Linked DNA regions of Mus musculus: region 1 is linked to region 2. The links are chromatin loops, found by intact Hi-C in ENCODE. Cell type or tissue: heart. All regions are shown on one strand. Links, peaks and the distances in the headings refer to the core of each region. The heading gives the core; the rest is flanking DNA.

Region 1 (4,385 bases), core at 282-4,281, 78 kb before region 2:
CTATCAGAAAGTGCCTTCTCTTTGGCCTCTGGTGTGGAAAAAGGAGTCATTGTGGGTGTACTCCCTTTGAGGTGTGCAGGCTAGCTGTGAGCTGGAAATGAATGTTCTGGCAGAAGGTAAGGTATAACCCAGAGTTGTTTCCAACAATAGCTGAGTAGATTCATTGTTTCATTTGGGCTTTCAGCCAACACCGCCAGAAATCAACCTCATAGTGGATGCAGGTGGTATGAAAGAATTTTTTTAATTCATTAAATGCAGGAGTCGTGGTACATGCCTGTAATCCCAGCACTCGGGAGGCAGAAGTAGCAGAATTTCTGAAAGTTCAAAACTATCCTGTTCTACATTGAGAGTTCCAGGCCAGAAGGAAGGAAGGAGGAAGGAAGAAAAGGTTAGGAAAGGAAGCAAGCCAGATGGGTGTGAGAAGGCTCGGCTGATTCCATGACAAGCTTCAGATTGGCAGTTAAGGAGACGAGGTCTAAATCTCTGTCTCCAAGAACTGGGCAATTCCAGGCAAGTCCAGGCCTCACAAGCTGCCCTGCCACCTGGCCTGAGGCAAGGACAATGGGTCAGCAGCAGTTTCCAGACTTCCTCAGCCCCCCACACCCTGGTAATAGAATAGAGATGAACCCAACAGATTAACATAGAGGTCACCTTAACCCAGGATTCCCTAATATGCTTTAAATCAGGCCTGCAAGCTCACTTGGGTCTCTTTTCTCTCTCTCTCTCTCTCTCTCTCTCTCTCTCTCTCTCTCTCTCTCTCTCTCTCTCTCTCGGTCATGGGGAGACCCAAGCATGCTGAACTTGTACAGAATAAAGAACACTTTGCATTTACAATCTATTTGAGTTGGTGTGTGTGTGTGTGTCATTCTTCAGCAAATTATGGACCCTTAGAGTGGTGATGGTGCCTAACTTTAATCCCAGCACTCGGGAGGCAGAGGTAGGCAGATCTCTGAGTTCAAGGCCAGCCTGGTCTACAGAATGAGTTCAAGAACAATCGAGAGCTACACAGAGAAACCCTGTCTTCACAAACCAAACCAAACCAAACCAAACCAAACCTAAATATCTTGCAAACCTAAGACAAGTCAAAACTTGAACTTCTTAATTGTTGTCAGACACTATGTCTTCTCTAAGAAGTATGTCCCAGCAGATACATGAAGAAATAGCCATGTTCTTGGTACTAGAATAGGTATGCTTGGTAGTGCAATTTCAAGAGGACAATGGGCAGTTAGACTCAAAATATATGCATTTTGAGACTAGGTCTCCTGTAGCAGAGACTGGCCTTGCACTCTCAATCTTCCTCCTACACCTCCCAAGTACTGGAGTTAAAAGTGTTCACTACCATTCCATTAAAATTTTGCACTATTTTAAGAGCATCCTTTTTGTGAAGTGCCTAAGTCATTCAAACAGCTTTACACAACTATCATGACTTAAAATGTATCCCAACAGAGGGAAAGTACTTCTCTTATCCCAGTATTTGGGAGGCAGAAAAAAAAAAAAAAAAGCCACGGGATACATGAAATTCTTGACTCAAAAAAAAAAACAAAAAAAAAAAAACAAAACTAAATACATATCCACACACATAGGATGTAACTCTGTTTTGTTTGTTTTTAATTGTTTTTTGAGACAGGGTTTCCTCTGTGTAGCCCTAGTTGTTCTGGAATTTGCTCTAGTGGCCTCTGCCTCCCAAATTCTGAGATTAAAGGCCTGTGCCACCTATGCTCAGATCATTTCATTCTTAGTTGTATGTATATGCATGTGTGTCTGCGACTGCAAAGGCCACTAGAGAGCGTTCTATTTTTTTAAAAAATATTTATTATTTATATGTAACTACACTGTAGCTGTCTTCAGACACACCAGTAGAGGGTGTCAGATGTCATTACGGTTGGTTGTAAGCCACCTTGTGGTTGCTGGGATTTGAACTCAGGACCTTCGGAAGAACAGTCAGTGCTCTTAACCGCTGAGCCATCTCGAGAGAGAGCGTTCGATCCCTTGTAATCTAGGTGTTGGAGATTATTAAGGAGGAAACCGAGTTCAAGGTAGCCTTGTTTTAAAACAAGATACCTAGTTTCAAAACCAAAAAATGGGTAAGTATTTTGGTTATGAAATGAAGCGATTGGGCGAGTACTAAGTAACTCTGCAGAGCTCTAGGACGTTAACTCAATTAGATCGCACCTAGCGAGATGGAATTTTTTTTTTTTTTCCTCCTCTTTTTAGCATTTCGAGACAGGGTTTCTCTGTGTGGCCCTGGCCGTCCTGGAACTCTCTCAGTAGATCAGGCTGGCCTCAAATTAAGAAATAAGCGACTCAGGACCTTAAAGTGCTAAGCTCCGCATGCTTATCTTCCTGGGGGCGGAGCGTGGGTGGAAGACGGACGCGCGGGGCAGGAACTGACGTCAACTCCGCGCGGGTCTTTTTCCGCTCCGTGTGAGTGGCACTTGGCGCGGGCTTGCGTTCGGCGCTGGTGTTGGCGGGGCGCGGAGCATCTCTGCAGGTCGGCTCGCGTCGGGACCATGGCCACCGACTCATGGGCGCTGGCGGTGGACGAGCAGGAAGCCGCTGTCAAGTCGGTCAGTGGCCTGGTGGGGATTAGGGGACTGAGGCGGACATGGTTTCCAGCACGGGGACCTCAGAGCCGGGCCAGCCCGCGCTCGCTGGAGTTTGCTGTGGGCGATCACTTAGCGCGGCGGATTTGCTCCGACAGCGAAGAAAACCCGCAGCGAGCTTCTTATCCGAGTTTGGACTGAAAAGTTGCTCCCATGGTGACATTGTCTTTATTAAGTGTGTGAGGCCCCAAACTGGCCCTTCTCTTGACCTCTTACAAGAAATGGCAACATAAAATTCTCTCTTTTTTTCGTTGTTGAGGGGTAGTTTTTGAGTGAGTTTATGCTGCCTTTCCCCTAACAGCCCCACATTCATGCTTAACCGCCAAGCGGCAGTTTGTAGCTCGCCAGAATAACGGGTTTTGTTTGTGTTAATGCTTCACTTAGCAACAAATGCAAACTGTCTAGTTGCTATTTTAAGTGTCGTATAGTTTTTGTTAGATTGTTTTTGTGTTTTTGGAGGGGTGCGTTGGTGGGTTCGAGACGGTGTAGCCCAGGTTGGCCTCTGACTTGCTAATTAGCTGAGACTGGCCTTGAGAGCTCTTGCATCCCTATCCCTCCGCCTCCTCTTAAGTGTATGAGTTACAGCTTTGCTGCCTGTGTTTTTGACACAGCCCAACTGGCTTCACTATTTACCTCGGGGTCGCCTCAAATACTTTCTTTTAATATCTTATGTTTTCTATGTGTGTGTATGGGTGTTTTGCCTGTTCGTATCTATGCACCACACTTGAGCCTACATATGTTAGAAGAGGGTTTTAGATCCCCTTGGAACTGGGATTTACAAACTGTTGTGAGCCACCATGTGGCGCTAAGAACCAAACCCTGGCCCTTCCGCAACAGCAGCGAGCTCTCTTAACTCTTAAACCAATTCAGCTGAAGAATGAGCAGTTGATTTTCTTTTTTTTTTTTTTTTTTTTTTTTTTTCCATTTTTTATTAGGTATTTAGCTCATTTACATTTCCAATGCTATACCAAAAGTCCCCCTTACCCACCCACCCCCACTCCCCTACCCACCCACTCCCCCCCTTTGGCCCTGGCGTTCCCCTGTACCGGGGCACACAAAGTCTGCGTGTCCAATGGGCCTCTCTTTCCAGTGATGGCCGACTAGGCCATCTTTTGATACATATGCAGCTAGAGTCAAGAGCTCAGGGGTACTGGTTAGTTCATAATGTTGTTCCACCTATAGGGTTGAAGATCCCTTTAGCTCCTTGGGTACTTTCTCTAGCTCCTCCATTGGGAGCCCTGTGATCCAGCAGTTGATTTTCTTAAGAAGCTCTCCTTATTCTTTGTTTTTAAAAGTTATTTGGATTTGCTTTGTGTATATCCTCGTATTTTGAACATGGATGTGCCGCATTCATGTGTGGAGGTCAGGAGGTAGCTTGTGAGGGTAGGTTCTCTTCCTCCAGTTTGTCAGGCCATCTTATGAACCCCATCTGAAGTTTCAAATCTAGTGATTATTCCTAAGACATAGTGACTGAATTTTTTTTCTTCAATTTAATTCTGTGTGTAGCCCTGGGTATCTTGGAATTTGCTCTGTAGACTCAGAGACGCACCTGCCTCTGCCTCCTGAGTGCTGGGACTACAGGTGTGTGCCACCATGCCTGGTGTAATTACATGTTTTGAGAAGAGGATCTCACTTTGATGTCCAGACTGGCTTCAAACCCCTGGAATCCAGTAATCTTCCTGTCTTACCTGGAATTGCAGGAAAGGACCACCATACTCACATGTTTGGCTTTTAAAAATGTACTATCAAAAACTGGGGAGTTAGTTTTGTAAATCACCCTTG
Region 2 (4,385 bases), core at 292-4,291:
AGAAGAAGAAGAACAACAACAACAACAACAACAACAACAACAACAACTACTACTACTACTCAGTGGTTAAGAGAGCCTGCTGCTTTTGCAGAGGACCAACTTTAGTTCCCAGCACCCACATCAGGTGCCTTACAACCACCGGAAACTCCCGTTCCTACGCATGTGAACACCCTCTTCTGGCACCCACCCGCGCATGATCAGACACACACATAGAAAAATGAGACAAGCCTTTGAGAAAAAGAACTCAACCTAAGGAAAGAACCAAGCTGCCTTGCTTCCCCCACACCCTGAACCAGAACGGTAAGCTGACGCCAGGCTTAAAGGGAGAGCTCAAACAGGGATACATATGAGGGCACAAAAGACAGAGCTGTGCATGCTGTGGCCTGTGTGTTGAGGTCAAAGGGCAACGTTTATGGGGTCAAGTCTCTCCTTCCAATTTATTTGGGTCCCAGGGGTTGAACTCAGGTCTCCAGTCTTGTTTGGTGAGTACATCTCAAAGACACCCCCCTTTTGGTGACAAGATCTTATTACATAGCCTAGGGTCCCTTGAAATGGTAATCCTCTAGTTATCCTGAATGCTGCTGGCATAACAGGTGTGGCCACCCTGCCTGATTCAGGGTGACTCTTACAGGCTTCAAAACTAGTTCTATCTTTTTGGGCTCTCAAAGTGACTAGGGCTTATCAGCAGGCCACAGAACTCTACAGTGGTCTCTGGGGGCACCGACACTCCCACAGGCCCCTGGCAAGCTTGCACATTTGGATATAAACATTCACGCAGTTGGCCTCCTGGCCTCCCTTCTCCAATCTCAAGTTACAAGGTTAAAAGCATCCTACTCACAGCCAAGGGGGGCAGGGAGCATGGGCGGGACCTCGTGGAAGCAGACAACCATCTGGTTCAGATCAAGACTGCTCACTCAGGACCCTTACAAACTTCTGAAGAATCTCCTCCTTCCTGGATGGCTCACAGGGTTTCCCTCCCTCCCTTCCCCACTGGGAGACTGGGAGACAGGGGAAGAAAGTGTGACCCAAAGGAAAATCCGGCTGAAGGAAGACAAACAGAAAGCAAACAAACAAAAACTGAATTATGCAGTCAAGTCTGTGTACCCTCCATCCCTCTTCAACTCAGAATCACCACAACTAAACAAGAGATCACCGCCTGTAGGCACCGTACCTTCTTCCACAAAGCACTCAGGCAGGCATCCCCCACACCATCCCCCAGAAGGGGCAACCCTCCTCCAAAGTTAGCAGCAGGAGTCAGATTAGCTTAGAATGATGACCAGAGTCCTTCAATGTCACCATCTTCATAGAGGTAAACGGTCCCTTCCAACCCACACTTCTGAGCCCACCAAGCATGAGGACGGGATGGCCAAACAGTTTCTAGACATTTGTAGACAGGAGTATGGGTTACTGACAAGGAATGACTGACTACTTCCCAGGGGTCCCAGGGGTCCCTGAATTATTCTTAGTACACAGATGAAAAACAAGAGGCAACATGGGAGGAGATGGATGCAGTTGGCAAGAGAGAAGCAGAAAGGCTAACTTGAACGAGCAGCAAAAGGACTGAGACTCCTTTCCAGGTGGAGGGCTGTGCAAAGCAGGGACAACAGAAGTAGTGGAAGAACTAAACAGGGAACACTGGAGCTGTATATGGGGCTGGGAAGTTTGATTCAGTCACAGGGGCATGACTGGAGGGAAGTAACGTGTCTTATATGGCAAAGGATGGAAGGAACAAGAGGGACAAGGGACAGTGCTCAGGCCAGCGTCCAGAGAGGACGGGCACACCATGACCAAGTTTCCGGTGGGTTCATGCCTCAGTTTTTCCAAAGTAGGAAGGGGATCAAGCTGTCAGGTCTTATTAGAGAGAACTAGGCCACAGAGTGTGGCTAGGGGTCAGTGCCAGGTGGGGGAAAGGCCGAAGGGTAGAGGAAAGAAGTGAAGATGGTGCAGACAGCTTGTGACCAGGAGAAGTGGGGCAGGGGATTCCGGATGGAGCAGGTTCCCAAGCGCCCTAGGGCTGGAAGTACCAACACCTGGGGTGTGGAAGTGTGGACGAGGACAGAGAACTCCAAAGGCTGAGGCTGGGGGCTGCCAGCAAGGAGTGTTACAGGAGTGCCTGAAAGACTGGGAGTGGTTAGATATGCAGAAGCAGAAGACGGGGATCCCGATCGAGGCCAAGGCAATCGGACCCCCGCCCACACGGCGCCCAGACCCGAGGGAAGTTGCTGGGCTGGACCCGCTGGATCTGGGCCTCTGGGCCAAGCCCGCTGCCCGCACAGAAGACGGTAGGGGCAGCACGGGGCCCGGGGAGCCCCGCATCCCGCCCTCTCTCATCCCGCCCGCGCACCTCAGTCTGCGCTGGGCGCCGCGCGGGCCATGCTTGCCGCTCCTGCCGCCGCCTCCGCCCGTGCAGAGAGCTGCCGCCGCTGCCGCCGCCGCCGCCGCCGCCGCCGCCTCCCGCGCCTGGACCCGTTAGCTTCACCGCTCTCCAGTCCGCCAGCCTCGGGCCAGTCCCGCCCTTGCCTGGCCCTGCCCTCCCGGAGCGCCGCGGCTGCAGCTCAGCCCGGCCCCTCCCCCCACCCCTACCCAAGCTAAAGGGAAGGGTGGGGGAAGGGGGCGGGTGCCCCCTCCCCATTCACATCCTCCGGGGCTCTCCCCTCCCTCCTGTTCCCCCACCACCACTCGCTCAGGCATGCTGGGATATGTAGTCCAGCCTGGCAGGACCCGCCAGCATCGCTCTGCATATAGGACTATTGCTCCCAGAAAGCAATGCACTCCCATATCTGGGCTCATGGTCTTTGTAGTTCTGTCCGGATTTAGAGGGTTAAGGCACAGCACTAAGGGGCGTATTCTTCAGTTTCACAGCCACGCGACTCTGGGCTGCTGAAGCCTGGGAGGTGCAGTCTGCGGTACCCCAGCCGGGCTTTGGTACCTGGTTCATCAAAGGATGCGAGTAAGCTGAGGATGCCTCTCACACAGGACTGTGATCAACTGCGGCCAAGCCCAGCTCAAGGGAACTGTTTGTACTTGCTCTTGCCAAGAGCCACGACCTGAGCCAGCTGGGTTCATGCCCTGGCCCAGCAAGCTGCAACTGCAGTGAGGGCACTAGGTCCAGGCTGTTGAAAAGAGGGGCACCAGCAGCGATGTGGAAATAGGGTTTGCCACTATGTGACTGGGCACCTCACATTGCAAACTGTCTTGCTTGTAGGCACCCTACAGCCTTTATCCATTAGGGCATCTCTTGACTTCAGACTTCTGACTCTTAGATGCCTATTCTCTAGGGTAACATGCACACATTTTAAATATTTATCCACATCAGTGTTAGGCAATCCTTTCCTCAACTTTCAAACCAAGCTCCAAAACCATTAGGAAGTTCCTAATTGATGACACATTCAGTCTCCAAATGTCTCTGACTGACCAATGATACTCAAACGACTTCTGGTTCATTAGTTCTGGGACCCTAGAATTTTAAGTGTGTTCGTTCTTTCTCTTATTATGTAACCCAAGGTAGTCGTAAATTCCCTTTGTAAGCCAGGCAGGCCCGCCTGGAATCCATGATGGATTCTCTTGCCTTAGCCTCCTGAGGGTTGTTATTATGGACACTGAGCCATCACACCCTGCAATGAATCTTTTGGGTTCAGACTCCATCACAGAAAGCCTGACCTAAGATTGAACTCGAGTAAACTAACAGACCAGTACCTAGCACCGGTTTCCAGGTTACTCCCCAACAAATCTGCACCCCCCAGGTTACAAGCCCGCCCCCTGGCACTTCACTTTCTAACAACCACCAATCAGGAGGAAAGCAGAAGTTAAGTTTATGGTTTGACTTCCAGCATTAAAGGCCATCATTCCGCCCGTCGTCCCTCCCCCGCCCCCCCCAATCAGATGTGTACCAGACTAGAGACCCACTTCTTGCCTCTAAAAATGCTTGCCTGAAACTAGGTTCAGGGCTCCACTTTCCTACTGTGTCAGCGTTGGTAAGAGACAGGGGGGGGGGGGGAGCTCAAGCTTAAATAAAGAGACTCTAATGCGATTGCATCTGATTTGGCTCCTTGATAGTCTTTTCGGGATTCACGAATGCTTCCTGGCACAACACTACAGCTCAGGAGAATCTCACAGACCAAAACCCTACTTCTTTACGATGCAGTCATCAGGAAGGCTAGGCATTCTATCTCCAAGCCTCTACGAGAAGCTAAATTCTAACTTCATTGTCAGCTGACATACCAAGAAGCCAGGCGTGACACCTACGCATTCCCCCTCCTTTTAAAGCACAGCTGCACAAATGCAAGCTAGGTTCTTCTCTTCCTCGATTCTTTTTTTTTTTAAAGATTTATTTGTTTGTTTTATGTATGTGAGTACACTGTAGCTGTGCAGATGGTTGTGAGCCT

Evidence for each region. A loop is a pair of places that touch in the nucleus more often than their neighbours do. Peaks named below come from ENCODE experiments on the same cell type or tissue, not always from the same donor. Only the 100,000 strongest peaks of a DNase experiment are listed, where the experiment ranks them.
Region 1: it touches region 2 in a loop (2.3-fold over the local background); 1 of 42 quality-filtered maps calls a loop at or near these places.

The regions. Positions count from the first base shown.
Region 1 is chr8:110,995,849-111,000,233 of GRCm38, reverse strand. Ddx19a (DEAD box helicase 19a) reads left to right here and starts at 2,411. Exons shown (of 12, transcript NM_007916.2): 1 at 2,411-2,567. The coding sequence starts at 2,511. It overlaps Gm51551 (a long non-coding RNA gene), which reads right to left. Exons shown (of 3, transcript XR_003947457.1): 3 at 3,778-4,291. In heart, for the core only: a CTCF peak has its summit at 1,861 (motif pointing right); a DNase peak (open chromatin) is centred at 2,413; H3K4me3 peaks cover 1,839 bases; H3K27ac peaks cover 1,260 bases.
Region 2 is chr8:110,918,065-110,922,449 of GRCm38, reverse strand. St3gal2 (ST3 beta-galactoside alpha-2,3-sialyltransferase 2) reads right to left here and starts at 2,585. Exons shown (of 7, transcript NM_009179.3): 1 at 2,345-2,585. In heart, for the core only: no CTCF peak of the experiment used is centred there; DNase peaks (open chromatin) are centred at 869 and 2,699; H3K4me3 peaks cover 3,035 bases; H3K27ac peaks cover 3,003 bases.